2 separate regions of the Homo sapiens genome follow, and region 1 is linked to region 2. A link is a loop called in an ENCODE intact Hi-C map of the cell type or tissue named here. Cell type or tissue: psoas muscle. All regions are shown on one strand. Links, peaks and the distances in the headings refer to the core of each region. The heading gives the core; the rest is flanking DNA. Region 1 overlaps ZNF106 (zinc finger protein 106). Region 2 holds the start of LOC105370794 (a long non-coding RNA gene).

Region 1 (16,029 bases), core at 5,073-13,072, 72 kb after region 2:
GACTTATCCTTGGTCAGGTGATACAAAGAATCATTGGCTTGGACACTGGTTTTAGATATGACTTCATATTTTCCTGGTACTGTACATTCATATTAGATTACATTTAATTTAGCAGAATTACTCAGTGTAAGAAACCAGTAGGATGAAAGTAAGAACCTCACAATTCTTCTAGAAGTTGAGAGAATCACAATCCCAGATACCCAAGAAAAACAGTTGAACCTTTTTTCATAAGCAACCAACTTGCCACATGCGATGTTCTACAAAAAGCAGAGGGAATTATACTCACTCCAGTGGCTCTTCGTTTCTTTCTAATACTTTGGCCATCATTTTGTTCAGCACCAGAGGTACAGCTACTATCTGTGGCTGCATCCGCTAAACTGGAGATCGCAAGGGCTGAGGATGCGCTTGATGACAGACAGTTTCCCTCTCCATTACTCTCCTGGGAATTCTGATTCTCTGACGGTGGTATAGACCTCTCCTGGCTGTTCAAGTCTTTTGCCAAATGCATCAAAGGTATTATATGGTCAGAGGATAATTGTGCACTATGTCGCCTTTGGGTAGCAACATTTTCAGCCCTTTCACCTGTTCGGAGGGAGGCAGCCCGAGGTGTCACTTCTTGTTTGAGGTGCATGGTTGCTTTCTGGCTCTGTCCAGCCCTCAATGAGTTACTAGGTGAAACCATCTGCTGGGGCTCATTTTCTTTGCCTGTACCTTCCTCACTGAAGAAGCTATACACAGAAGGAGCTCTGTCCATGATCACGCTGCTCTCAGAAAGGCTTCGCTTTCTTGCCAAGCCAGGGGACGAGGAAATGGAAACACCTTCCCACTGGAATCCTTCTAGACTGGACAGATCAGGTTCCCCATCCAAATCTAAGGCTTCTTGTTCATTTTGAACAAGGGGTACCATTTCTATGCCAAACCTTAAGGAAGAAAGAAAAAATGAAAACATAAATTGGATATGGTTGTTGGGAGGGGCATTATTTTTTAATGTGCCAGGCTCTCTCAAGCACTGAGGTTATAAAAAGTAAGGTGGCTCTTGCCTTCAAGGGGCTCACAGTCTAGTCAGTGGTACAGATATAAATATATTACGTTGTCACAAGTACCAGATTAGAGGTTTGTATACAGCTATAATAATATATTTGAGGGAGTAAAAATTGAGTTTTGTTTCATATGGAGCGCTAAATCTATAATAATACATACAGCATATAATTTTTAAAAGCAAACAAACCAAAACAAAAAAAAAAACCCTTTTACTGAGCACTTACAAGTGCTTTATACTTACAATTTCAAATGCTACTCACAAGGTGTGGGAAAGGAAAGTGGGGGGAAATAAACCCATTATTTCAACAAGTACAGAAATGCCCCTGAAGCCTGGAGAACTGTATCATCATGCAGCAGAGTTATGACTTTCAAGTAGCAAACTTACGTTGAACACTGTTTTAGCATTCAGAAAAGTCTAGTACCTCAACATAAGATGAAGAGCCAAAATATTACACAAGCGCTTAAGAGAAAGCATGTTGTAGTCATAAAGATAATGCCCAGAGTACATACAGAAAAGTTAACTATTCGTAGGTTCTAAGTAAAAGGTAATGAGAACAGTTGTATTTAAAAGTTATAGCACGCATTCCAAAATTAAGATCTAGAAAAAGACAGAGATCTATAGCTCTACATTTTTATGCTGTCATTTTCTACCCCTATAAAGTGACGGATTTTACCCCTGTAAAGCCATGACTTTTTTCCTACGTCACCACCTTGTTTCTCAAGTAGGTGTGCTTCCATTTTAACCTGCACTCTCTGCTAGGAAATACTTTATTCCATCTGTCATAGAGTATCAGTCACTATTTGATATTAAATCAAGACATCTACAACAGATATTGTTGGCAAACATTTAATTAAATGAAACACGTAGAATTCTCTTGATCAGGGTCAAAGGGTTACTTTAAAAGAAAGTGAGGAAAAAAAAGACACCGAAAAGCAGCACACACCTGGGTAAGCCTTTGCCCAGCTCTTGCTTTTTCTTGGTTACTTGCTGAATGACCTGTTCCCAGTTGACATTTCTCCGAGATGCATTTAGAATCTGCCGTAGGGTTGGCTTGAGCCCAGACTCCTTCTCTGTCTCACTCTTTCGGTGACCGCTAATATTGCGAATGCGGCGGGCACTATTGAGGTTTGGCTCAGGAAGGTGTACTCCAGTTTTGCTCTTCAAACTAATGTGCCGGGTTAGATCCCTCTGAAGTGAGGCAGGAAAGCCAAGCTTACTTAGTTCAGGCAGGAGAGGGCCCGAGGGCTGACTGATGTCACTTTTTTGAAGCTCTGCATCCAAGCTAGCACTCTCAAAGCCTTCTGTTTCATAAGATACATGAGATTTAATAGAGTCATCAACCTGTGCATCTTCTAGAGAGGTTTTCAAGTCTAGCAATAAGCCAGGGTGTGGACTGGCTGCAGATGTCATTTGTAATTCAGATTCTTTCTGGCGAACTATGGGATTACATGGGGAAGTGGATAGCTCTCTAGAAGTCTTCAGGATGCGGTCATCCTCCTCTTTCTCATCAGCAGTTCGAGTGCTGCCAGATAACAATTCTGTAGTTGCAGAACCTAGGGTTCCAATTTTTGTTCCATGCTTTTCCGTGTCAGATGTCTCTCCATCACTTTCATCTTCTAGTGCGTGCACTTGAAACTCAATTTTCAAAGACCCTTTTTCAGATTCTTCTACATTTCTACTTGCTTTTGCATAGTTCCTGGTACTTTTAGAAGTGCTAAGAAGTGGATTTTGCAATGACTCATGACACTGTAGCACCTCTTTGGCCTTTCGTAAAGTATCATTTAAATTATCACCAGATTGCTTTTGAGAGCCAAATGTACTTTTATTCCCTTTTAAAACATGAGGACATGAACTACGCAGTTTGGATATGTAAGGACCATGGTTATCTTCCACAGTGGGCTTGTTCGAGGGATTTGAGTGTTCTCCAGGGGAAAAAAAATTTGTTTTGGTGTTTTTTGAGATATTCTTTGGATCTTGCTTTTGAGACAATGATTTAGTGGCTGGACATGGAAGGAGTGGGGATTTCAATGATGGCATTTTATTTGGTGTATGCTCTTGTTCAGGTTTTTCTGCAGTGGGGCACTGTCTCACCACCTCGAAGGAAGCAGCGGAATCAGAAGAGGCCTTGTGATTAAGAGATCCAGTATGTATTTCTTTTTGTGTTTTCTGTGTTGGGGAATTACGTGTTTCATCAGTTTGGGGCTCCTGTATTCCTGTAGTTATCAAGCTAAAATCAAAGAGAGGTTTCTCTATCATTTCTGACTTGTTACCAGTGATGTCTTTCAATCCCGACTGTAAATCCAGAGTCTTCTGAGAAGGGTAAGGCGTCCAGCGACGAGGCTTTTCCCTTGCCGCACTGCCATTCTTTCCACTAACTTTGGAAGTAGCAGTGTCTGCTTGTTTAGTGGTTTGGCTTTCCAGCTGCTCAAAATTGAAGTCGAGTAAGCCTTCTGAAGGAAATTTATCACTTGTAAATCCTTCAGAAGGACCTCTATATGTGGCAACTGTACCAAGTTTGTCATTTTCTTGCCGCTGCCAATTATATCTGTCGTGACTGTATTTGTTTGACTTATTAGATTTCTTGTTCCATAGCATAGTCATGTCTTCCATTTGACAGTTAGAATTTCTGTTTCTGCCTGGTTGAAATTTGTCTCCAGGGCCACTGTAATTCCAATTATTTGTACTACGTACACTGGATTTCCAGTTTCCGTTACTGTTGTTCATATGCCAACTGGAAAAGCCACCTGTTCCTTCAGAAAGCCAACTGGAATTCCTTCCTGTACCATTATGATTCCAATCTACTGCTCCACTATTTGAAAGCCAACCACCTCCAGAATTACTATGGTTGTGAAACCAAGTCGAGGAGCCTCCTGCAACACCCTTATGCCACCCGGAACGTCCTCTTGGTCCACCACCATTCCTCAAAGAATGTGGAAAGCTGTTTTTCCTAGTATTATTAAAGCCATCTTTTTCCCATTTCCAATCCCGCTGTGGAGGTCCACGATGATGCCATGCAGGCTGACTGTAACTCTCTCTGTCTTGGTAAGGAATTCGGTCTTCTCGTCTCCATTGGGGTCGTCTGTCATCAGAGTTTATTTCTTGGTTGCTATTGGAAGGTTCATCTTGTCTGGAAGAAAAACAGTTTTTCATTAGCGATTTAAAGGAATTCCTATGCTACCTTGAAAGGCATAACCCACCAAACTTCCCTTGTACTTTCCTCCCGTTACTTAGAATATGTAACCGAGTCTGGTTTTATATCTAATAGTGGTTGTTTTCATATCTTTAAATGATATATTTAAACGTATATTCCTCAACTTATTAATTTAAAAATAAAACATTTTAAATTACTTAAATTTCAAGTAATTACAACCATCTCCCCCATCACTCAGAAATATTAAAAATTTGGCACATTTGGCCAGGTGTGGTGGCTCACATCTATAATTCCAGCACTTTGGGAGGCCGAGGCGGGCAGTTCACTTTAGGTCAGGAATTCAAGACCAACATGGCCGACATGGAGAAACCCCATCTCTACTAAAAATACAAAAATTAGCCAGGCGTAGTGGAGCACGCCTGTAACCCCAGCTACTCGGGAGGCTGAGGAATGAGAATCACTTGAACCCAGGAGGTGGAGGTTGCAGTGAGCTGAGATTATGCCATTACACTCCAGCCTGGGTAACACAGTGAGACTCTCTCAAAAAAACAAACAAAAATTTGGCACATTTATATTCCCTCCCTTTCTTGGTCTTGTTTTTCTTGGCATGTTCTGAGATTTTGTCCCTATCATCCAATTATTATTTTTGTATTATGCAGGTTTTTTGGAAAAAGAACAAGTATATTTTATAGCTATAGTTATCTTTTTTTTTTTTTTTTTTTTTTGAGACAGAGTCTTGCACTGTTGGCCAGGGTGGAGTGCAGTGGCACAATCTCAGGTCACTGCAACCTCTGTCTCCCAGGCTCAAGCAATTCTCCTGCCTCAGACTCCCGACTAGCTGGGATTACAGGCATGCGCCACCACACCCGGCTAATTTTTGTATTTTTAGTAGAGACGGGGTTTCACCATGTTGGCCAGGCTGATCTCAAACTCCTGACCTCAGGTAATCCACCCACCGCGGCCTCCCAAAGTGCTGGGATTACAGGGGTACAGGCTTGAGCCACTGCGCCCGGCCTAGTTATCATATTTAGTACAATTTTATGTTCAGCTGCCCTTAATACCATGATTTTTCCAGTTGTAGGTTCTTTCTGAAAAACTCCATTTCTTAACCTATTTTAAATAAGATGATACTTTGCATGGTTATTTTTATTAATAAACACTTTGTCCAGTACCCATTCAATAACTGTTAGTGGTATAAGAAGACTTTTATGTACAGTTCCAGTTTGTGAAGGCCTTAGAACCTAGCTGAGACAGTAAGGTCACAAACAGGAGGAAAATAGCATATACCAAACAAGTAGTAACCATAATATGTGCTATAAGGAGCTTCATGAGCCAGAGGTTTTTAAAAAGAAACTACAGCTGTTTCATGTTCATGTCAGACGAGGAGTCCACAGAAACATGAATAAGCTTCAGTAAGCATCACAGCAATAGGTGTAAAAACCATTTTCTTCTACAAACTGCCTATGGTGTGCATGGGCATGGTGCTTAGCATGTGGTAAGTGCTCAAAATACTGAGTACTGCTAGCTAAAATTTACTGAGTACCTGAGTGTCAGGCATTTAATGCTAAGCACCTTATATAGATTATCTCACTTAGTTTTTATAATCCTGAGGCAAGTATTTTTTTTTTTTTTTTGGAGATGGAGTCTCGCTTTGTCGCCCAGGCTGGAGTGCAATGGCACGATCTTGGCTCACTGCAACCTCTGCCTCTCGAGTTCAAGCGATTCTCCTGCCTCAGCCTCCTGAGTAGCTGGGATTACAGGCTCCCGCCACCACGCCTGGCTAATTTTTGTATTTTTAGTAGAGACGGGGTTCCACCATGTTGGCCAGGCTGGTCTTGAACTCCTGACCTCGTGATCCGCCCACCTCAGCCTCCCAAAGTGCTGGGATTACAGGCATGGCATGTATTCTTATTATTCCTACTTTATAGATGAGAAATTGAGCAGTAGAGAGAATACATAACTTGCCTAGAATAAGATAGCCAGAAAGCAGTAGAGCAGAGATTTAATCCTTGGCAATCTGACTCCAGCCAGAGTCTATACTCTTAACCACAGGCCTTCAGAGAATCAACATCTCAAAACAAAGTTTCCACATTTAAGTTCCTTCCTCTGACCTTGACTTAAAAATCTTAAACTCAATACTGACTTTAATTGGCTTTAAAGGCTTTCAATGTCTATGATATTTTGGACACAAATTGGAACTTCTTCCTTTTTCACAAGACGGAATTTAAAAGTCTATTTAGAAGTTCAAACATCCACTCATATTATATAAATTACAATCATTTCTAAACAGGAGACTCTTTAGAAAGTAACAAGTATTATTACATGCAGTAGCAGAATTTTTTTATAACCATTAACCAAATTGCCTTTATCTTTTGATTCTATGCAATATGCAACTTCTGGCATCCAAGGAGACCACTGACTCAGCTATACTGATATGATCAGAAATGGGAGAACTGGGGGATAAATAAATCACAAAGTAGAATTCCTAGATCATCATGAATTGGCTAGATTCAGAAGATAGGAGCATTCAGCTAAACCCATAGACCAGAAAGAATAATCTAAGTTAAAAATTCATGAAGGAAAAAAGAAAAAAAAAAATACTCCTGAAGAAGTAGATGATTTTGTCCAGGTGTGGTGGCTCATGCCTGTAATCTCAGCACTTTGGGAGGCCAAGGTGGGTGGATCACTTGAGCCCAGAAGTTCGAGGCCAGCCTGGGTGACATGGCTAAACCCCATCTCTACCAAAAATAAAAATAAAAAAAAAAAAATTAGCCACGCATGGTGGCGATGCATGCCTGTAGTTCCAGCTTCTCGGGAGGTTGAGGTGGGAGGACTGTTGGAGCCTAGGAAGTTGAGGCTGCAGTGAGGTGTCATCGTGCCACTGCACTCAAGCCTGGGTGACAGACCGACACCCTGTCTCAAAAAAAAAAAAGAAGTAGATGATTTTATAAATAGGTCATCAAGGAGGCACATCAAAAGACTCAAAAAATAGTAACTATGATACAAATGTCTAATCTATTCTGACTTAATGTTTAATTATTTACACAGATAAAGCTAATAATGGCACTAGTATGTAAGAACAAAATAGAAGTCTCCCAGAGGCTCCAACTGCCTAAAGCAGGATAAAGTAAACTGCAACTATATTAAAAGTAATGAAAATGTCATTTGAAGGACTAAGCTACTAAATGATTTAAGAACCATGTGGTTTGAGTGTCCCGTATCTGAAATGCTTGGGACCAGAAAGGTTTTGCATTTCAAACTGCTTTGGATTTTGGAATATTTTTGCATATACATAATGGGATATTACGGGAATGGGACCCAAGTCTAAACATAAAATTCATTTATGTTTCATATACACCTTTTATACACAGTCTGATGATAATTTTAGGTAATATTTTGAATAATTTTGTAAAATGAAATGAGGTGTGGAATTTTCCACTGGTGGCCTCATGTTGGCACTCAAATGTTTTGGATTTTGGTGCATTTTCAGACTTTGGATTAGGGATGCTCACCCTTTACTGATATTTTAAGATGAAGAAAGTCTCCTTCAAGGAATTGTTCAAAAAACTTTTTTTTAATTTTAATTTTTTGTTGTTGTTATTACATAGATAAGGGCTTCCTATGTTGCCCAGGCTGGTCTTAAAGCCCTGGCCTCGTCTCCTCATGCACCAGGACAATAGGCCTGAGCCACCGTTCCTCCCGGCAAAAAAACTTTTAACATATAGAGTAAAAACAACTTCCTTTTTATAGTTAAGCCTCTGACTAAAAAGGAGGTACAGACGGGGTATAACTAGTATTCAAAGAAGAATCTTTAAATTTTTATTTTAGAATCTGAAATGATTCTCTTCATGTTCTGGGACTTAAAAAATTATCCCACCTCATAAGTGCTTCTCTCTCTCTTTCCCTCACATTGAAAATTTCTACCTCATTAATTAAACTCTTTTTAACAAATTTTATAATTAAACTCTTTAGACCAGAAAGCAGTAAGGTAAAAACATAAATGCCTAATACCTGAATGTATAAATGTAGGTATGAAATTATGCAGTACAAATTAGAAAATTTATATTGCTTAAATTATCTTGACACTTATCAAAAAAAATTTATTCAAGAAAGCACTGTGGTAGTCACTGGGGATTCAAAGACAAAAAGATAAATCAAATTTGGCAGAAGCAACACGTTAATTCACACCAGTCAAAAAATATTTTCCTAAGAAATGTTATTTGGCAGTAAGACTATACTATATACTATAGACTACACTGTTATTTTGGCGATACGACTATACTATATACTATACGATTTATACAATGAAGCTTATATTCTAACACCTTTCCACTGGAAAATTTAAACGCCAAATAAAAACTTATTGGTATTCAAAAGATTTGGATACTGGACAGGTACGGTGGCTCACGCCTGTAATTCCAGCACTTTGGGAGGCTGAGGTGGGCAGATTGCTTGAGGTCAGGAGTTTGAGACCAGCCTGGCTAATGGGGTTAAACCTCGTCTCTACTAAAAATGCAAAAAAAATTAGCCAGGCATGGTGGCAGGCATCTGTAATCCCAGCTACTCAGGAGGCTGAGGCAGGAGAATTGCTTGAACCCAGAAGGCAGAGGTTACAGTGAGCCAAGATCACACCACTGCACTCCAGTCTGGGTGGGTGACAGAGTGAGACTCCATCTTAAAAAAAAAAAAAAAGATTTGGATACCAATAAAGCCATTCTCAACATAGTTACCAACATGGCAAAAATTTCAGATATGTAGCTACAGCTTATGTAGGAACAATACTAAGTTTGCTTTTTTAAGAAGATATTACAGTAGTTCAAGAAAACATTCCATTGCCCTTTGATTAGTAAGACAACAACCTCAAGCTAAACTTTATACCTAAGTTTAAATGCCATGGGCTGACCAGTACAAAGATATAAAATATATTCTCTGCTGTGTTCTGTTATAGATAGGCTTTTTTTAAAAAATCAATTACTTACCGACTTTGTTCTTTCCTTTGTTTTATTAACTGAATGAGTTCCTTGTCAAAATAATCTTCTTCCTCTTCCTCTCCTTTTCCATCATCTTCTCTTTCCTGGGCATCAACGTTATCTTTGTGCAACTGGCCAGAAATGTGCTTTGCATATGCAGAAAGACCCACTTCTGTGACCCCGCACACTCGGCACTCATGACTAATGTCCCTAGGGAAAGAGGGAGATGAGGGACATTCAATTCTCCCCACTGGCATGGCACACTCACCAGATCTGTTATTGTTTCCTCTGAAGGACACTGCACACTTTGGCACAGTGAAAAATTAGTGCTAATTAATTTCAATGCTCCTTTCATCACTTTTAATAAGTTTGTTTATAAGTTACTTTTGAAATGATTTTAAGATTCTTTTCCAGCAATCAAGAGGCAATAGACTTCAGATAAATGTCGTTTAGGAGGAGAAATCTTCTTGAATTGCTGTACTTAAAATCTTGTCAGAGGAAACATGGTGAAAGGGGAGGCAGGGCAGGGGGCTCAGAGCAAGCAGAAGTTGCTCTGGAGCACACCCATGGTGCCAGCTGCACTCAGAAGGCCTGGTGACAGCGCTTACATTTAATCTTTAGTCTAGAGCTTTCTTCCAGTGAAAGTTAAGGGGTGGAAACAAGAGTAGGTGGCGCAGCCAATCCCAAGTCGGTAACTAAATCGGAACAGCTGGAGCTCTGCCTGGAATGTGAGGATTCCGGACCCCAGGAGTAGTCCAGGCAAACTTTTTTGGTCTGGATGATACATGTGATCTACATTCTGCTTCAGAAGGGCTTATTTTAAAGGGAATGGAAAGCATTTCAGTTGTAGGAAGTTAACAGCTGTGCCAAGCAAATGTGTTTTCTCAAGTTTCAGAAAATGCTACAGTTGAGAGAGATGCAAAACCAGGTTTTTAGTTAAACTAGGCAGACTTTTTTGCTTTGTTTTGTTTTTTTACTTTACATACTTCATGCAAATCTCACTTAGCCAGTCTTCAGAAGCCAGTCTTGAATCAGTGTCCACAGCTGTAGCAGATCAGTAATTTAACTGCTTTTTAGCTTCTGGAAATCCCTTGACTGGGTCAGCTGACTATGCAGTCATTTATGAGAAACATCTGAACACCATAGTTACAAGACAGCAGTATCCATTCAACAATCCAAATTGGCTTAACTCTGTATCATGTGTCCTGGATTTAGACTAGTTATATTTTTGCACTTCCTATGCCAATCTATTAAAAAAAAAACCAACAACCCAAAAGGACATGCCGTCTTTGTCCAGACAGAACACATACACACACGTGCACCTCTGTTCCATCTTTCCCTCACAAATACCTAACTAGACATAGGCAGAATTTACATCAACCAGAAGAGACCCTCAAAACTGGGCACTTCATTTACTAGAGGACAGTTACTGTTACAGATCACCTGAATATTCATTCAAGGAAAAAAAAAAAAAAAAGGCCGGGCTTGGTGGGGCTCACGCCTGTAATCCCAGCACTTGGGGAGGCCAAGGCGGGCAGATCATGAGGTCAGCAGTTTGAGACCAGCCTGACCAAAATTGTGAAACCCTATCACTACTAAAAATACAAAAATTAGCCTGGTGTGGTGGTGTGCACCTGTATTCCCAGCTATTCGGGAGGCTGAGGCAGGAGAATCGCTTGAACCCAGGAGGCAAAGGTTGCAATGAGCCGAGATTACACCACTGCACTCCAGCCTGGGTGATAGAGCCAGACTCCATCTCAAAAAAACAAAAGAAAAAAAAAAACAACACCTTACCAAAAAACAGCTAAATTCTAGGTGTGCTGTTTTTTGGTAAGGTGTTTTCTTTTTTTTTTTAAATGAATATTCAGGTGACCTGTAACAGAAACTGTCTTCTAGTAAATACTTAGCATAGACACTCTTGTTTAGGGTGACAAAGTTTAAACACTCAAACAATGCCCAGTAAGTTTAAAAAAACAACACTGTTCCTTATTTTGTAAGGATCATGGAGAAGAGCTCAGAAAAACTGAGAAAATTTGCAAGTTTTCACTCTTTTTTGACTTTGTAACCTCAAATACTGACATTTTTAAGATTCATTTTAATGTGCTCTGACCAGGTTTCCTAAAAATATCAATACCTGATTACCCAGAATATCAATATTCTAATTCCACAGGTACTTAAATACATTATTTTTACTGAGGGTTTTCAACTGCACTTACTACATTTATACACTTAAAGAATAATCTTCGGCCAGGCGTGGTGGCTCACACCTGTAATTCCAGCACTTTGGGAGGCCGAGGCGGATGGATCACCTGAGGTCAGGAGTTTGAGACCACCCGGGCCAAACTGGTAAAACCCCGTCTCTACTAAAAATACAAAAATTAGACGGGCATGGTGGCGGGCACCTGTAATCCCAGCTACTCAAGAGGCTGAGGCAGGAGAATCGCTTGAACCCAGGAGGCAGAGGTTGTAGTAAGCTGAGATCGCACCACTGCACTCCAGCCTGGGCAACAGAGTGAGACTCCGTCTCAAAAAGAAAAGAAAAAAAGAAAAAAGAATAATCCTCAACTTTCTCCAGTTTACCAGGGATACCGATACTTTTCTCTCAAGCAATTAAATTGATGGTAGCTCATTCCAACTGAACGTTAATAACAAGCTGTTTCTCAAAGCAACACACAAAGAAGTTAATTATATAAATCTATCACAATGGGCAGCATCAGAACAGTCTGAGGACTATAACAAATCTACAATATCTCATTTACACTATAAACATTCCAATCAACTCAATTTTCCAGTTAGAAAATCTTTTTGTTGGCCAGGCGCAGTGGTTCAAGCCTGTAATCCCAGCACTTTGGGAGGCCGAGGTGGGTGGATCACGAGGTCAGGAGTTCGAGACCAGGCTGGCCAATACGGTGAAACCCCATCTCTACTAAAAAAAAATACAAAAATTAGCCAGGCATGGTGGCACACGCCTGTAATCCCAGCTACTCAGGAGGCTGAGGCAGGAGAATCGCTTGAACCTGGGAGGTGGAGGTTGCAGTGAGCCAAGATCACTCCACTGCACTCCAGCCTGGGTGACAGAGTGAGACTTGGCCTCAAAAAAAAAAAAAAAGAAAATATTTTTGTCTTAAAACTCTCTAAAACTATGGAAAATATCTTAGCCTACTTTTCTACCTAAAAGCTCATAGAATGCTAAACTGAATATTGCAGTACCAGAGACATCTTTCTATTGGGGACTTTAGTATAATCCCTAAAAAGTATTTTAAAATAAAATCCATGATTTTATCCTTACTTCTAAAATGCAGAGAATCTGTCTAATGCTCAAACTATCAAAACCCCTCGCTCTTAAAAGACACAACTAGAAAGCAATACTGACTTTCCAAAATATTAAGGAATGTCGTATAAAGTAGGCAGAACTTAACTGTTAAAAATAAACATCCATAATCGTAAACCCACACACCCTGCAACCCCCAAAGCACAAACATATGTTGGATTCTTAACAGTGGAACATTTTCAAACCATTTTGCAATCCTAGTGAGAAAGAATATAACCATAGTTCCAAAATTATTTGACAGAGAACAAATCAGAGACCCTGCCCAGAAGGGCATACGCAATAAGTGCAGTATAAAAGTTAACACTAGCCAGGTGCCCACGCCTGTAATCCCAGCACTTTGGGAGGCCGAGGCAGGCAGATCACCTGAGGTCAGGAGTTCAAGACCAGCCTGACCAACACGGAGAAACCCCGTTTCTACTAAAAATACAAAATTAGCCGGGTGTGGTGGCGCATGCCTGTAATCCCAACTACTTGGGAGGTTGAGGCAGGAGAATCGCTTGAACCCAGGAGGTGGAGGTTGCGGTGAGCCGAGATTGCACCATTGCACTCTAGCCTGGGCAACAAGAGCAAAACTCCGTCTCAAAAAAAAAAAAAAAATTAACACTAAAAATAATTTTTCAAAAACCAAATCCCTAACATTTTTCTTATAAATAAAATCCAGTTTAAAATAGAAACTTTGCAAGAAACTTCAAAAAAAAACTTTATAAGAAACTTCAAAAAGAGAAACTTCAAAAAGTGTGTAGGGGTAATATGGTTACCTCCACACACATCTGCGTTTTCAGGAGATGTGGTTATACTACCCTGTTCTTTCTCTATGTAGCCACATCTTCTGAAAATTCAAGTGTGTGTGGAGTAAGCATATTACCTCTATTACCTCTGTTCTCTACACAACAGGCATTCATGCTTCAACATAGTGTTTGGGAAACCATGTTTTAAAAGCCTAATAGCAAGTTAATATTTTAATGAGGTTACTTGATAATTATTTATTAACAATCAGTTAAAATACTTACTATACTGTGTGAATAAATAAAATAATCACGGGGGAAATGTACAGCTTTGCTCCTTGGCTAGCAAAGGCAATAATTTTCCTTAGGGCATTTAAAGGAGGGCCTAAATTAGCTTCATCCTGTTACCACACAATTTCCTCTCATGTGTGAAACACAAAGTCTTAAGATACTCTCTCCATAAGCTTTTCTTTATTAAGCTTGCTCTAACTACCCGACAACAGCTGCTGAATAAATAAAGGTTTGTGCCTTTTTAATAGTCTCTATCTGGAGATGTTACTTACGGCCCACACATCTGAAGAAGTATATTAGGAAAAAATAGGGAAATGTTTCACATGTCCACAGCCATGAACCAAGTAAGACCAGTTACTTATTGCTTATTCAAGCTTGCTGCAAAGCCTAAGTAACACATACTTTGCAATTCTTAACCAGATCACAACCAAAAACTGTAGACACAACTATAAAGAGAAAAAGAAAGTCTCAGTGTCAGAAACCCAGTAGTTAAAAATGAAATCCAGAGGAAATAATCACAAACTCAGGATAACAGGGTAAAGAAATAATGACTGATAATTATTTGTCCCTATGGTACAAGCTGGTGAAGACCGTCCTTACAGTAAATGCTCCAAGTCCGTAAACAATTTTTGAGATTTTATGGGGTTTTCTATAATTTTGTAAGCTGGTTTTTCTTGCTACCTGTTTGTCTTCTCTCTTATATGTAACATGATTTGTTACAGGTCAGGAACACTATATCCAATATGTGAGTAAATAAGTACTAAAGGCTATCCTCTAAAGAAAATGAGTTTGGGTGCGAAACCTGACATTCCCATTGGCAGCTCAGGGAGGCTTTTAGTGCCTTTTTCCTAATTATTTTACTGTGATCCACATAATTTAAAATGGTAGATAAAATCTCCATAGCACAGTGTAGTTGCATGGGTGGAAAAGAACACATTACAGAACAAAACATAAATGACAATGTGGTTCATTAAGTTAACATCACAAAACAAAATGTGTATCTATAAATATAAATGTATAGGCCAGGCGCGGTGGCTCACGCCTGTAATCCCAGCACTTTGGGAGGCCGAGGCAGGTGGATCATCTGAGGTCAGGAGTTCGAGACCAGCCTGGTCAACATGGCGAAACCCAGTTTCTACTAAAAAGAGAAAAAATTAGCCGGCATGGTTGCGCGTGCCTGTAATCCCAGCTACTTGGGAGGCTCAGGCAGGAGAATCGCTTGAACCAGGGAGGCAGAGGTTGCAGTGAGCCGAGATCACACCATTGCACTCCAGCTTGGGCTACGAGTGTGAAACTCCGTCTCAATAAATAAATAAATAAATAAGTACGTAAATACATAGAAAGAGGTCTGGATAGGATACGCACCAACCATTGAGTCTCCTCTAAGAGAGAAATAGGATTTAGAGGGGAAAGGGGGGTGGAGAGAAGACTTTTACTTTTTAAACAACTTTTTATGATTCTGTATTGATTATAAACACGAGTCTTATGTGACCAAACTTGGTTTTGTTTTGACAGGGTCTCACTGCCACCCAGGCTGGAGTGCAGTGGCACAATCATAGCTCACTGCAGCCTCAAACTCCTGGGCTCAAGGGATCCTCCTGCCTCAGCCTCCTTAGTAGCTGGACTACAGGTGCAACCCACCACACCTGGCTTTTTTTTGTTTTGTTTTTTGTTTTTTTTTTTGTAGAGACAGGGGTCCCACTATGTTGCCCAGGTTGGTCTTGAATTCCTGGGCTCAAGTGATTCTCCTGTCTTAGCCTCTCAAAGTGCTGGGATTATAGGCACGAGCACCGCGGCCGGCCCAAACTTTTAAAAATGTTTTAAATGGATGATTAGTGACGTCTGAAATAAATGAGGCATTAATCTTTGAATGCAATGGGCTTCTCTCCTACAGACTAGATTTACTGACCTTGTTTGTTTTGTTTAATGATATAGTGCATATGGGTAGGGTGGCAGGTAAGTCACCCATAATAAAATGAACTCTAGAAGGAAGTCTGTTGAAAATGGGATTTTTAAGTAAAATACTCCACATAATCAAAAGTTGACTGCATTTCATAGATTCTGAATGTTAATGACATAGAGATCATATATATTCAAGGTATTATGATAAGGGCTTCTGGCCATGCAGAGTGGCTCATGCCTGTAGTCCCACCACTTTGGAAGGCAGAGGTAGGAGGATCAGCTAGAGCCCAGGAATTCAAGACCACCCTGAGCAACAGAGTGGAACCCTGTCTTTACAAATAATAAAGGCCAAATGAAAGACAGAGTGGAACTCTGTCTTTACAAAAAATAAAGGCCAAATGAAAGACAGAGAGGAACCCTGTCTTTACAAAAAATAAAAGCCAAAAATAAAAGCCAAAAGGGTGTGGTGGCACACGCCTGTAGTCCCAGCTACACAGTAAGCTGAGGTGGGAGGATTGTTTGAGCCCAGGAGTTCGAGGTTGCAGTCAGCTGTGATCGTGCCACGGCACCCCAGCCTGGTGACAGAGTGAGTGAGACCCTGTCTCAAAAAAGTATAT
Region 2 (15,485 bases), core at 7,486-15,485:
TCCCACATGACACACATTCATCTGCTTTCCCCATCCACCACATTCTCTGCCCTAAAGGTCCTGAATTTGCAACAGTGGATATCTGCTCACTGCCACTGGGACCTACTCTAACAGGGACTTCCATCTGCAGTCAAGTTACCTACCCTCTGCATCATTTTCACAGATGAGAGTCCCTAAATGACTGGTCAAGGTCTTTGAGGGGTGGGCCAGGGACATCAGGAGTGTGAAGGCGTCATTACCCCCAAACAATGGCATGGAGCAGATTCCTCCTATGCATTCAGTAGCCTGTATAGGATTAGTATATCAGAAGGCCCCATGCTATAGCCCTTTGATCACCAGTGTCAAAGGCATGAACATCTTTTGCTGAGACAAAGTAAGCCTCTCTGTAACTATAGTAATATTTTCTTTTTAGAGGAAGAATCCCAGCAAAGGGTGATGAAGGTTCCCTAAAGGTCCTCAGACCACTGCGGTCTGTCCTGAGGCTGTCCTTGGAACTCTCTCTCCCCTCCCTGGCTCCCTCTCACAGAGTTGCCCCTAGACCACGGGCTCAGGGGCCTCCAGTCAAAGCTGCTGACTCTGACCATGCATGGTGCTGCTGAGGGTGGAAGAGCTATATTAGGCTCCAGGCCATTCACAAGAGGATTAGGCGTGGACTGAGGGTGCAGTGGGAAAGAGGCAGCAGGGAAGGCCCAGCTCTACTCCCAGAGCATTCGCCATGCCCTACCTGCTGTCAGGATTCTTCTGTGACTGTGTGATCCAAGAGAGGGACAGGAGAAATGGAGAGGGCACCATCGCACAGCCCCTCAAGTTTGAGGGGCAGGATTTTGTCGTTCTCAAAGATGTCTGGCCCAGAAGTGCCTCTTTGAAGATTGTGTGTTCCTAGCAGGTGTTCAGGCCCTGGCCTCCCATGAGCTGAGCCACAAAACCAAGATTTAGGCCATCACATGGAAAAGGCCAAAGGTAGGGATGGAGGGGATGGGACTTCAGGAGCCAGCTCTTGGGGAACAAGAAGCCAAGTGATCCAGAGCCTGAGGCCATGGATCCCTCCTCTGGGCAATTGACTTATCAAGGGTCTCTTTATCCAAAATACCTTTCTGCTCCTTCCTGAAACTGGAGATGTTATTTTCTATTCCTGAGCTAGAGATTATTATAATACTTTATGGGTCCCTGAAATCGTAAATATTTTTAGGGAGCTAATGCATTGTAATCGAATATCATGTCTCTTTTTTTTTTTTTTTTTTTTTTTTGAGAGAGAGACTTGCTCTGTCACCCAGGCTGGAGTGCAGTGGCTTGATTATAGCTCACTGCAGCCTCAACCCCCCAGGCCCAAACAGTGATCCCACTTCACACCTCAGCCTTCCAAGTAGCTGGGACCCCAGGCATGTGCCACCACATTTTTATTTGTTTAAATAAAAATTTATTTATTTATTTATTTATTTATTTATTTATTTATTTATTTATTTATAGAGATGGGGCCTCACTATGTTGCCCAGGCTGGTCTCAAACCCCTCGGCTCAAGCAATCCTCTTGCCTAGGCCTCCCAAAGTGCTGGGACTACAGGCAAGATCCATTTCACCTGGTCTCATGTGTCTTTTTCAGAGCAGGTGTTTTGGGGTGGGAGAGTAGAGTGGTTAGAAGTACTAAGGCTCACAGTTTCCGGGAGAGTTCTGTGGAAGGTGGTGAACAGTAAAGAAATGGAAGGATGGAGACCTGCCTTCTTAATCTTTCACCTAAGGCTTGTTCATTCATGTGCTGTCGCTTCTGTTTAAACAGAAAGGTCCGTGCTGAGCAGCCAGACTCCTTACGGGATGAAGCAGTTTGTGTCAGGCTACCTTATGGCGCAACCGAGAAGCCCCTTGTGTCAACTTGAGTGGGTGAAAGTGCTTGGGAGTGTGTAGCACAAGGCCCTTCTTCCTGCTTGGAGAGGCTCAGAGCTCCAAAAAGGGTTCACTGCATTTAGAGCAGGCAAGAAACTCTCTAGACCAGTAGGCTCTGAGGAGGGCATATACAGCCCAGTAGATCTGCAAGATGATCCATTGGAGTGGATGAAAAAACTATTAGAAGTATTTATATCTATTTTTTAAATAAACTGTAAATTTCAGAATGGTTTTAGATTTACAGGAAAAAATTGTGAAGATGGTACAGAGTTCTCATATACCTTGCAGCCATTTCTTCCTATTACCAACATCTTGCATTAGTACAGTACATTTGCTACAATTAAATTAGCCAGTGTTAATATATTATTATTAGCTGAAGTCCATACTTTTCCTTAGTTTTTTGTCTGATGTCCTTTTTCTGTTCCAAGATCCCACCCAAGATATGACATTACATTTAGTAGTAACGTCTCCTTAGCCTTCTCTTGGCTGTGACAGTATCTCTGCCTTCTCTGGTGTTTTATGACCTTCACAGTTTTTTAAAGAGTACTCGTCAGGTATTCTGTAACATAATGACCCTCAATTGGCATTTGTCTGCGGTTTTTCTCCTTATGGGCTTAAGGGTTTGGGGGAGGAAGACCACAGGGTAAAGTGCCGTTTTTGTCACATTATATATCAAGGATGCGGGCAATAAACATGCCTTCTCATTGTGGTGTTGACCTTGGTCATGTGGCTGAAGTAGTGCTTGTCAGGTTTCTTTACTGTGAAGTTACTTCTTCCCCTCTTTTCATACTATACTCTGGAAGCAAGACACTAAGCATAAGCCCATACTTAAGCAAGGGGGAATTGTGCTCTGCCCTCTTGAGGGCAGAGAATCTGCATCAATTATTGGGAATCATTCTGCATGGGAGCTTTGTCTATTCTCCCCATTTGTTTATTTATTCAGTCACTTGTTTATATCAATATGGACTCATGGATCTTGATTTTTATTTTAAGTCGTAATCCAATACTGCTTTATTTTGTTGCTTAGGTTGTCCCAGCTTTCTTCACTGGGAGCTCTCAGTTGGCTCCTGTGTCTATTTAACATACCCTAATTGTTTGTGGGTTTTTTTTTTTTTCCTTGAGCACTTTCTTACTTTCTGGCACTACCAGCTCATAATGTGTATCTCCTGCCCCAATCCTAGAATCAGTCATTTCTCCAAGGAGCACTGGTTTCTTTTATTGAAAAAGGTATTAGATATCAAGATCTGGTTGCTAAGTCTGCTCATTGCTACCGGAGTGTGATTGCTTCTGTTCCTCTCAGCTTGTAGAGAAAGGAGATATGTGTGTGTACTAAGCCAGCTGTATACACATATCTATAATATTTCTATGTATAACCATCTCACATATCTGTAAATATTTCTATATAAAGCCATTTGTATCTATACTAAGCTAAACATGAGTTCACACTGACATAACTAAATATTTCTTGGCTTAGTGTGTTAATATAAAAGGAATATTTTTAAATTTCGAATTCCAGTTGTTCATTGCTGGTATATAGAAAACTAATTGGTGTTTATATACTAACTTGGAATCTTGCAACTGAGCTATACTCACTTATTAGTTCCCAGTGGATTTTTTTGGGTCATTTGTTTGGAATTTTCTACATAGACAATTGTGTCATCTGTAAATAAAGATAGTTTTTTTTTTGTTTCCAATATTTATATCTTTCATTTCTTTTTCTTATCTTGTTGCATTAGCTAGGACTTCCAGTAGGACACTGAATAGGAGTGGTACAGGAGGACATCTTGCTTTGTTCCTAGTCTTAAGGGGAAAGCATCTAGTTTCTCACCCTTAAGTATGAAGTTAGCTGTTATTATTTTTGAAAGTGGATGATCGTTACCAAGTTGAGGACATTCTCCTCTCTTCCTAGTTAGCTGAGAGGTTTTTTTAAATCATGAATGGGTGTCAGATTTTGTCAAGGGCATTTTCTCCATCAATTAATATGGTTATATAATTGCTTTTCTTAGCCTGTTGATGTGGTAAATTACATTAATTGATTTTTGAATGTTGAACAAACCTTGTACCTCAAATAAATCCCACTTGGTCATGGTGTCTGTTTATACATTGTTGTATTTGAGTTGCTCATATTTTGTTGAGGATTTTGCTTCTATGTTCATAACAGATATTGGTCTGTAGTTTTCCTTTATTAGAGTATCTTTTACTGGCTTGCATATTAGGATAATGCTGGCCTGATAGAATGAGTTAGGAAGTGTTCCCTCTGCTTCTATTTTATGGAAGATATTGTGGAAAATTCATATTATTTCTTCCTTGAATATTTGGTAGAATTCATTAGTGAAACCATCTGGTTCTGGTGCCTTCTTTTTTGGAGGGTTATTAATTATTGACTCAATATTCTTGATAGGTATAGTGCTATTCAGATTATCTAATCCTCGAATGAATTTTGGTAGCTTTTGTCATTCAAGAAATTTGTCAGTTTCACCTGTTATCAAATTTGTGAGCATGGAGCTGTCCATATATTCCCTTATTATCCCTTTAATGTCCAAAAGTTCAGTAGTGATTGCAGGAGTCTGTCCTGCAGACCCCAGCTCGTGCGACGGATGAATAACATACCAAGACACCAATATTTAGTGAAAGAGCAGCTAGGGGTCCAAGCCGCTCACAGATACTAAGGAAGGTGCTGTGAAGAGTCAGCAGCCACGGCCCTGACTAGCTAGCCCTGTGGGCATTTATTTAGCACAGTTTTAATGACAAAGGCTTTGAGTCAACACACCTGTGGGTAATTAATCTGGTTGCCCCCACCCCGGGGGGAGCTATCCTGCCGTGAGTGATCAAAAGTTAGTTTTAGGACCACATGAGTAAACAAGCTCTTTAGATAAACTCCTCTACATTCCTATGTATCTGTGCCCTAAGCTATTAAGTGGATTCGGCTGCCTTCAGCCAAACACTTTATGCAAACCTCTAGGCCTTCCAAGAGGGTTTGTGTTTATATCCTATAAATTCATCTTAAAATTTTTGCCACCAGCCTGACTGAACTCCCAAAAGTGATAACCTCTCCTTCATTTTTAATATTAGTAATTTGTGTTTTCATTTTTCTTGTTTAGCATGGCTAAAGGTTTATCAATTCTATTGATCTTTCCAAAGAACCATTTTTGTTTTCATTGACTTTCTATTGTTTTCTTGTTTTTTATTTCATTCATTTCTGCTCTGATTTTTTATTGTTTCTTTTCTTCTGCTTGCTTTAGGCTTAAGTATCTCTTCTATAGTGTACTAAGATGGAATATTGCTTATTGATTTTTCTTTTCTTTCTTTTCTAACTTATGCATTTAATGCTATAACTTTCCCTTTAAACACTGCTTTTGTTGCATCCCACAAATTTTGATGTTATATTTTTATTTTCACTTAGTTAAAAACATTTTGTAAGTTCTTTTGAAATTTCTTCTTTGACCCTTGTGTTATTTAGAACTGTGTTGTTTGGTTTCCAAATAATTTGGGATTTTTCAACTATCTTTTTGTTATTGATTTCGAGTATCATTCCACTGTGGTCTGTGAAGACACTGTAGGCTTTCTATTCTTTTAAATTGGTTGCCGGACGCAGTGGCGCACCCCTATAATCCTAGCACTTTGGGAAGCTGAAGCAGGTGGATCATGAGGTCAGGAGTTCGAGACCAGCCTGACCAACATGATGAAACTCCGTCTCTACTAAAAATACAAAAATTAGCCAGGCATGGTGGCATGCATCTGTAATCCCAGCTACTCAGGAGGCTGAGGCAGGAAAATCGCTTGAACCGGGAGGTAGAGGTTGCAGTGAGCCAAGATCGCACCACTGCACTCCAGCCTGGGTGACAGAGAGGGACTCTGTCTCAAAAAAAAAAAATTGGTTAAGGTGTGTTTTATGGCTCAGAATGTGTTCTGTCTTACTGACTTGTTACCTATGAATTTGAGAAAATGGTTTGTTCTGCTATTGTTGGATGTAGAATTCTATTAATGTCAATTTGATCCAGTTGGTTGATAGTGTTGTTCAGGTCAACAATATCCTTATTGCTTTTCTGCCTGCCTGCTTGATCTATAATTACTGAAAGAGAGTGTTGACATCACCAACTATAATACTGGATTTGTCTATTTCTCCTTTCAGTTCTATCACTCTTTGCCTCATGTATTTTGACACTGTTGTTAGGTGCACACACATTTAAGATTGTATGTCTTCTTGGAAAATTGACCAATTGACCTTTTCATCTATATGTAATGCCTCTCCTTATCTCTGATAATTGTCCTTGTTCTGAAGTCTGCAGTTTCTGAAATTAATACAACTCCAACTTTCTTTTGATTATTGTTAGCATGATATATCCTTCTTTATCTATGAGTTTTTATATTTAAAGTGGGTTTCTTGGCCAGGCATGGTGGCTCACGCCTGTAATCCCAGCACTTTGGGAGGCCAAGGCGAGCACATCACCTGAGGTCAGGAGTTTGAGACCAGCCTGGCCAACATGGTGAAACCCCATCTCTACTAAAAATACAAAATTAGCCGAGCATGATGGTGCATGCTTGTAATCGCAGCTACTCAGGATGCTGAGATGGGAGAATTGCTTGAAACCGAGAGGCGGAGACTGTGCCATTGCATTCCAGCCTGGGCGACAAGAGCGAAACTCTGTCTCAAAAAAATAAATAAAGTGGGTTTCTTGCAGACAACATATAGTCGAGTCTTGTTTTTATCCACTTTCACAGCCTTTGTCTTTTAATTGGTGTATTTTGATCATTCACATGTAAGTGATTATAATATAGTTAGATTACTACCTACATGTTTATAACTGATTTCCATTTATTGCATTTGTTCTTGTCCCTGCCCCTTTTTCTGGCTTCTCTGATTTAACTGAAAGTTTTATATTTTATCCTATTTTATCCTTTTACCTCTTCTTTTTTGTCTTTTTTTTTTTTTTTTTTTTTTTTTTTTTGAGACAGGGTCTGGCTTCTGTCACCCAGGCTGGAGTGCAGTGGTATGATCTTGGCTCACTGCAACCTCTGCCTCTTGAGCTCAAGCAATCCTCCTATCTCAGCCTCCTGAGTAGCTGGGACTACAGGTGCATGCCACAATGCCAAACTAATATGTTTGTATGTGTGTGTGGGTGTGTGTGTATGTGTGTATGTATATATATGTATGTGTATATATATATGTATGTATATGTGTGTGTATATATATATATATGGCCCCATTCTTCTCAGCTTCATGGAGTCTTGGCATTCCTGTGACACAGTTCAAACGGGGTCTCTCCCCCCACCTTCCCCATATATATATATATATATATATATTTTTTTTTTTTTTTTTTTTGTAAAGATGGGGTTTTGCCATGTTGCCCAGGCTGGCCTCAAACTCCTGAGCTTAAGCAGTCTGCCCACCTTGGCCTCCCAAAGTGCTGGGATTACAGGTGTGAACCACGGCACCCGGCCTTATCTCCTCTCTTGGTGTATCAATTATATTTATTTTTTCAATTCTAGTGGTCATGCTAGAGTTTCCAGTATACGTTTTCAACCAAGTCCACCCTCAAATAACACTATACCATTTAGTTTGTACTCTAGGTACTTTATAACAGAGAACAAAGTATTACCATTTCCTTCCTTTCTTTGCTTATGACATTACTGTCATTTGTTTCTCTTATCTGTATGCTATAATTGCCCAATACATTGTTTTTATTATGATTTAACTAAGTTACCCTTTAGATTAAGAATTTAAAATCAAGATTTTATTTTATCTTCATTTATTTATTTCCTCTCCAGTGCTCTTCCTTTCTTTATGTGGGTCCAAGTTCCTGACCTGTATCATTTTTCTTCTCCCTAAAGAACTTCTTTTAACATTTCTTGCATGGCAGGTCTGCTGGCAATGAATTTCCTCTACTTTTGTTTGTCTGATTAAGCTGCAGAATAACAATATTAATAATATCACTACCAAAATAATTCCTGAAAACAGTTTACAGTCTTTCCATAGGCTTTCTTCTTTCTCCTTTGATTTAAAATGGTTTTAAATAGTTGTTCATTGCCCGAACACTATAGGCAATATATTACATACTTTACATCCTCCCTTTAATCATCAGGTACTTTGTTGGGTTTTTGTTTTTTCTGAGACAGAGTCTCACTCTGTCGCCCAAGCTGGAGTGCAGTGGTGCGATCTTGGCTCACTGCAACCTCTGCCTTCAGGCTCAAGCAATTCTCCTGCCTCAGCCTCCCGAGTAGCTGGGACTACAGGCATGAGCCACCATGCCTGGCTAATTTTTGTATTTTTAGTAGAGACGAGGTTTCGTCATGTTGGCCAGGCTGGTCTCGAACTCCTGGCCTCGTGATCCGCCCACCTCAGCCTCCCAAAATGCTGTGATTACAGGTGTGAGTCATTGCACCCGGCCATCATGTAATTTTAAATCTACAAATAACGAAATACTGACTACTTATTCTCAGTCCTTATGTTAGTGTCCTTCTATACCTGGTTGTCTGAAGGTTATTCTCTAGTATATTCCTCAGGAAGAGCTCGTGGGAACAATATTCCCTGAATTCTTATGTATTAGAAAAGTTTGCCCACATCCCTTATTCTTGAAATGAATAAAGGAAGTCATATTGTATATACATCCTTGGTTCACATTTTCTTTCCTTGAGCATCTTAAATATACTGCTCCAATTTCTTCTGGCATAAAAAGGCCTTGCTACTGGAAAGTCTGATAATAATCTAATGTTTTCCCCTTAAAAGTCACTTGTTCTTTCTCCCTAGATGTCCAAACAATGTTTTTTTTTTTCTTTGAATCCCAGTAATTTTCTAGAATGTATATTCATGTTGGTCATTCTGGGTCAATATTCAATTTGCCCTTTCAATCAATATGTAGTATTAAATATGTGTTTTTATTTAAGGAAAAATATTTTCAAATTATAGTGGGGTTTTTTGTTTTTGTTTTTGTTTTTTTGAGACAGAGCCTCACTCTGTCGCCCAGGCTGGAATGCAGTGGTGCAATCTTGGCTCACGGCAATCTCTGCCTCCCAGGTTCAAGCGATTCTCTCACCTCAGCCTCCCAAGTAGCTGGGACTATAGGCATGCGCCACCATGTCCAACTAATCCTTTTAATCTTTGTAGAGACGGGGTCTCACTATGTTGCCCAGACTGGTCTCGAACTCCTGGCCTCAAATGATCCTCCCACCTTGGCCTCTCAAAGTGCTGGGATTACAGGTGTAGGCCACCACACCTGGACAATATTATTATTTCTTATGGTTCATATTTCTTAGTATCTTCATAACATTCAAGGTTCATATTTCTTTATGGTTTTGGTTTTTGTCCTTAGGATATATTCCAAAAGGGATAGACAGCCAAAATGTTACATTTTAAGTGACTTGAAGTAATTATTTTTCTGTGAATGGTTATGCAGTTAGGTCCCTTTGCTTCGGTTTGCTTTCAGCTTTTACAGATGGCTTTTTAAAATAATTTTTTCTTTAATTTTGGCTCTTAATTATTTAAAACTTTACATGATTCCTAAGTCAAAACTATTTTTAAACAGTTATATTCAGAGTTCTACTTCCATCCCTATTTCTACCACCTTATTCCTTCCCTCCCCATATAGGTAAACGTTTTTGAAAACGATTGTTTTGGTTTATCCTTCCATTCCACTCAGAGTTGCAGATGGGACGCATGCTGTGGGGTGTAGCATAAGCAAGACTTTCCATCTACTAGGAGTATACACCCCTGAGTGCAGGAGCTTCAGCTCACTTGGGTATATTGGGTTGTTGTGATGGGGGTTGGGGGAAGGTGGAGAGAGAGACCCTGTTTGAACTGTGTCACAGGAATGCCAAGACTCCATGAAGCTGAGAAGAATGGGGCTAAAACCAGATCACTAGCCTGGCGCGGTGGCTCACGCCTGTAATCCCAGCACTTTGGGAGGCCAAGGCTGGCAGATCACTTGAGGTCAGGAGTTCGAGACCAGCCTGGCCAACATGGCGAAACCTCATCTCTCTCTACTAAGAATATGGAAACCACCCATGGTGGCACACATCTGTAGTCCCAGCTACTCGGGAGGCTGAGACAGGAAAATTGCTTGAACCTGGGAGGCAGAGTTTGCAGTGAGCCGAGATCGCGCCACTGTACTCCAGCCTGTGTCGCCCACTGCACTCCAGCCTGGCGACACAGTGAGACTCTGTCTCAAAAACAATACAAAACACTGAATCTATATTTTATTTATTTTTATTAATTTATTATTATTATTATTATTTTGATTCTCCTGTCTCAGCCTCCCAAGTAGCTGAGATTACCTGTCACCACGCCTGGCTAATTTTTGTATTTTTAGTAGAGACAGGGTTTCACTATGTTGGCCAGGCTGGTCTTGAACTCCTGACCTCAAGTGATCCACCCGCCTTGGCCTCCCAAAGTGCTGAGATTACAGGTGTGAGCCACCACGCCCAGCCGACACTGCCCTAACTCTCAAGTTGCATCCTTACTCGAATAGTATGACAGTGTGGGAAGCAGCATGGGACAATGTAAAAAGGAGGCATGTTTCTGGCTTCTGCTACTTACTAGCTGTGTGTCTTTGCACGAGTTTCTTAACCTCTCTGGGCCTCAGTTTCCTTATCTGAAAAATAACAATGATAGTATTCCCTTCACAGGGCCAAATGGAATACTATCAGGAACACTACATAATGGAACTCAATAAATAATAGCTACTGCGGCCGGGCGCGGTGGCTCACATCTGTAATCCCAGCACTTTGGGAGGCCGAGGCGGGTGGATCACAAGGTCAAGAGATGGAGACCATCCTGGCCAACATGGTGAAACCGTATCTCTACTAAAGATACAAAAATTAGCTGGGCATGGTGGCGCATGCCTATAGTCCCAGCTACTCGAGAGGCTGAGGCAGGAGAATCACTTGAACCCCGGAGGCAGAGGTTTCAGTGAGCCAAGATTGCACCAGTGCACTGCAGCCTGGCGACAGAGTGAGACTCCGTCTCAAAAAAATACCTATCTATCTATCTGTCTATCTACTGTTATTCTTACCTGGTCATTTCCTTTTTGTTTCACAGGAAATTTGCGAGAATCCCCGATTTATCATTGATGGAGCCAACAGAACTGACATCTGTCAAGGAGAGCTAGGTAGGAAAGTGCCTCAGGTCAGATCCTGCCAGATGATCAAGGGGTGATTACAAGGTGTGATCCCCTTCCAGGAGGTAAAGGGACAATCTGTGCTTGCTTCCAGTAACTTTTTGGAAGATTTTTTATAACAGTTGCTTTATGGTCGTTTATCTACATGCTGGCGATTGCTTCATTTCCTCCTACATGCCTCTTTAGCACTCTGCCATGCATCACAGGGGGTATCTGCATCCTGTGGCCTCCTCTCCAGTATCTCAAGGACACTTACATACCCCACTCAGCATGACAAAAGCCCTGCTTTTCACTGTATCGTCTTTCTTGGAAGACAGCTCTGTGACTGTGCACCAAGCATGCCCCTTGGGCATGGAGATTCTAGATACACACACAAAAGGCATCGCCAAGGAAAGCACTTGTAACTGGAACCCTTGTTTAAATTGCCCCAGCATAGCTCCATCTTAAAAGAGTCTTTCCACAAAGATGGCATCCGCCATGTGGATGAGCATCCAATTTTCTCTTTGATTGGTTAGCTTGACTGCTCCATCTGATCTTCCTCTCTCTCGACCTCTTGTTCAGAAAGTATTGTCTTTGGTGTGGACTATAAGCAAGCTCTGTGAAGTAAAATTGGAGAGAACACCAACAGAAACAATTTAAATTTGAGGAAAAGGGGGCACCTAAGACCAAAGGAATTTGGCTTATTTCATTCCAGAAGGGGAGGCTGAGAATAAATCAGATGAATATCTGGGTTCCTGCACCTGAGGGAAGGCTTCCTGCAGAGCCCTGGGCATAATAATCTGGGACCTTCAAACCAATAACCTCTTTCCAAGGAAAGACTGGCTGCTTCCAAGGAGGGTAGGGGAGAGTGGCTGCAGGCAGCTCTCAGTCTCCCCTGCACACTCTCAGTTGCATTTCACTTAACCCATCCTCCTTAGAAGGCAGCTCTGTGACCAGGTACACCCCCTATTATATATATATATACACACACAGAGAGAGAGAGAGAGAGAGAGAGAGAGAAAGAGAGCAAAGTGTTACCTCCAACTACATACAGTACTCTGTCAGAAAAGAGGTTCAGAGAATAAGAAAACGTCCCGAGCTCATTCCGTTGCCAGCAATGTCTTACTGCCCCCTATAGACGGGTTCCAGGGCAGCTGCCTACCTGGCCTTCCTTCCAATACAAATCATCTTGGTGGATGGTTCTCTGAGGCTCAGTCTTCGCTGAAGTCAGAAGAGGAATTGGACTCACATTGCAAAGGCACAGGGCAGGGCAGATTTCCTACAGGTGTTAGGAAGAACAACCCAGTTATGATCACCTACTGCTCTGTCTCCATTGAGGCCTAAAAAGGAAGTGAGTTTATACTGCAGTTGGAGGAACTGCCTGCAGCCTTGAGGAAAATGTCTAGTCACAAGGGAGTAAGTTACCTGTTGATCATATTGTCAAGGAATTCCTGTCCAATTCTCCTTCCCTGGGTTGACACCTCTGTAAGGTCAGATCTGGAAGTAGGAGAGTGGGCACCAAGGGAGTCCCCGTTCAGGGAAGTGGAGTGGCTGGCTGGGATTGGGGCTTTTTCTTCCCAGGAGGAGCAGGAGTGCTCACGATCTGTGCCCTGTGTCTGCCTGCAGGGGACTGCTGGTTTCTCGCAGCCATTGCCTGCCTGACCCTGAACCAGCACCTTCTTTTCCGAGTCATACCCCATGATCAAAGTTTCATCGAAAACTACGCAGGGATCTTCCACTTCCAGGTGAGGTAATGAGAGTGTAGTTAAGAGGGCCAGCGGCAGGCCACCCACCGCTGGTCTCCTGGCCTTGACTTCCCAGAAGCTGGAGGAAACTTCCCACCCATCTACCCGCAGCGGCAACAGTCGGCATGGACCCCCTTAAGGCTTCAAGCCTGGGAGGAAGCAGTTGCTTATCTCTGGCTCCCTAATCCCTCCCCCACCACCTTCCACTATGTCCCAGAAAGACAGGAAGACATCCTGTTTACTGTGGGTCTATTTTTGTCTTTGCAGCTGTCTGGCTGCTTTTATTGCCTGCAGCCCTTCTCAAGTAGGTCCCTAAGATATTAGCACTGTGACACCACAGGACCCTTCAGGTTGTACAGGAACCCCTGTCCAGGGCTCCTGTATACTTCTTCCTCTCTAAGGCATGGCGGTACCAAGGCTATCACTCCTCTCTTCCAAGCCCTGGAAGAAGAGTCTGCTTAACCTGGGGATCAGGCTTCTTGTTTGCCCTAGAACTGAATCTGATGGTTCTAGAATCCATCCAGCTACTGGAAATTTTCTGGGTCCCAGTCACCTTGGCATAGAGCTGGTGCTAGAGCAGAACCAAACTGAATTCTACCTGTGAGGGTCTCGTAGCTTCCGGGATGCTGGGGAGTCAGCCTGTCTCCAGCTTCAAAGGCTCCCTCATGTCCCAGGATGACCCACATTATCAGTTCTTGCTCCCCGGGTCTTGCACCTCAGCACGGAAGGCCTCAGAAAAGGTCTGTCTCCAGGCTCAGACTCCCCCTCCTGCCGCCTTGGGAACATGGCATATTTAAAGGGTCTCAGATCTAAAGGGCCTTACATACAAATATCAGATAGATTTCTGTTCTCATTTCAATGAGGGAGAAAGTGCCATTGAAAAGGAGACTAAACCACATTTGGCCCTTTTCAGTTCAAACTGATTCATTCAAAAAAGAGCGACATCCAAACTTGAAATGATTGAACAATGTTCCTGCTACAGCTAGAATAGATTCTGGGTCACTTTGTTCCTCCGTTTCAATCCTTGTTCTTCAGTTTGGCATCAAGAAATACCTAAATCAGCACAGTGCCTTCACTGCATAGTTCCCAATCCTGGCCACATTGAATCAGCTGGGGGCACCTGAGAGTGCTGACACCCAGGCCCTGCCCCAGACCTGCTGAGCAGGAGAATGAAAATCTTACATCCTAAGACACTCATGGAGCACCTACTCTACCCATTACTGGGCTGGACTCTGTGGAAGACATGAAGTATATGTAACTCACTTCCAGCTCTCAAAAAGCACCCAGTCCAGTTAGAGACAGATTTACACACCCCAAACACAAAATAGGATGAACAGGCACCCAGATGCAGAGTCCAGGAAATGATGCTGCTTTGGGATTCAAGAACCCCCTGAGGAATGTGGAGGAAGGACACATTTCCTAACAGTAATTTGAGTATGTGACTCTGTGCGTGACGCTTCTGTGCAGTTCTGGCGCTATGGAGAGTGGGTGGACGTGGTTATAGATGACTGCCTGCCAACGTACAACAATCAACTGGTTTTCACCAAGTCCAACCACCGCAATGAGTTCTGGAGTGCTCTGCTGGAGAAGGCTTATGCTAAGTAAGCAACACTTTAGAATGTGAGGTGGGGCTAGAGGTGAGAAAGTGGGTTGCAAAATCCAGCCGAGACCTCACTCACAGGAAGAGGCATGTGCCTCTATACGTGCATATGTGTGGGCATGCAAGTCCAACTGTGACCCAAAGTTAGAGATCAGTTCCAGGCAACAACAGCTCTAACTAAAAACATTAAATTTAAGAGTAGAAATGAAGATTTGCATAGAAGACCTTTAGCTTTAGCTTACCATAGCGAGTTCTTTCATTGCACCTCCATGGTGGCATTGCAAGTCTTGGATCAGAGCATTGTATCTCTGGAGCTCAGATCCCAGGGTCTCGCTTGGCTCAACCTCATGTGCTTATAGCAGATTTATAAAGCCATGTTGTCTCTCAACTTAAAAGCTCCACCCCAGATGCTAATAATGGATTTTTTAAATTTTTTTGAAACAAGGTCTCACTCTGTAATGCAGGCTGGAGTGCAGTGGTGCAGTCACGGCTCACTGCAGCATTGACCTCCTGGGTTCAAGGTGCTCCTCCCACCTCAGCCTCCCAAGTAGCTGGGACTACATGCGGGCATCACCATGCCCAGTTAATTTTTGTATTTTTTTGTAGAGACGGGGTTTTGCCATGTTGCCCAGACTGGTCTCGAACTCTTGGGCTCATGCAATCCACCAGCCTTGGCCTCCCGAAGCGCTGGGATTGCCGGTGTGAGCCACCACACCGGCAGCTGCTAATGGCTTTAATGCAGCCCTTCCTCAACGTTCAGGATGTAGTGGAAAGAGCTCTCAGGAAGTGGGGATAGCTGGGTTTCAATCCCAGTGCTTCTGGCTCTCTGTGGTCTTGGGTGGGTCACTTAGCCTCTTGAGCTCAGTTTCTTCATTATGAAGAAAGGGAATCATTGTTTCCATCCCATGAGCTCATAGGGTTAATGTGGAATTGATGAAAGAACATCACAGCATCCAAGAGGTAAAGTTCTGGTGGCAGTGGTACCTGGGTTTTGTTCCCTGGAACTCTGTGACCCCAAATTGGTCTTCATCCTCTCTCTAAGGCTCCATGGTTCCTACGAAGCTCTGAAAGGTGGGAACACCACAGAGGCCATGGAGGACTTCACAGGAGGGGTGGCAGAGTTTTTTGAGATCAGGGATGCTCCTAGTGACATGTACAAGATCATGAAGAA

The links. A loop is a pair of places that touch in the nucleus more often than their neighbours do. Peaks named below come from ENCODE experiments on the same cell type or tissue, not always from the same donor. Only the 100,000 strongest peaks of a DNase experiment are listed, where the experiment ranks them.
Region 1: it touches region 2 in a loop (2.4-fold over the local background); 2 of 110 quality-filtered maps call a loop at or near these places.

Annotation. Positions count from the first base shown.
Region 1 is chr15:42,447,786-42,463,814 of GRCh38, forward strand. ZNF106 (zinc finger protein 106) reads right to left here. Exons shown (of 22, transcript NM_001366845.3): 4 at 9,173-9,373; 5 at 1,986-4,169; 6 at 287-920. Among named protein-coding and RNA genes, the nearest start is that of ZNF106, 35 kb to the right of the region's middle. RefSeq lists enhancers at 9,546-10,378, 10,379-11,210. In psoas muscle, for the core only: no CTCF peak of the experiment used is centred there; DNase peaks (open chromatin) are centred at 9,376 and 9,756; H3K4me3 peaks cover 5,238 bases; H3K27ac peaks cover 7,902 bases.
Region 2 is chr15:42,373,572-42,389,056 of GRCh38, forward strand. It overlaps CAPN3 (calpain 3), which reads left to right. Exons shown (of 24, transcript NM_000070.3): 2 at 10,912-10,981; 3 at 12,596-12,714; 4 at 14,182-14,315; 5 at 15,357-15,485. LOC105370794 (a long non-coding RNA gene) reads right to left here and starts at 12,460. Exons shown (of 3, transcript XR_932178.3): 1 at 12,395-12,460; 2 at 12,132-12,248; 3 at 10,976-11,586. RefSeq lists enhancers at 10,915-11,470, 11,965-13,164 and a silencer at 11,157-11,339. In psoas muscle, for the core only: a CTCF peak has its summit at 12,111; DNase peaks (open chromatin) are centred at 12,101 and 12,812; H3K4me3 peaks cover 1,233 bases; H3K27ac peaks cover 8,000 bases.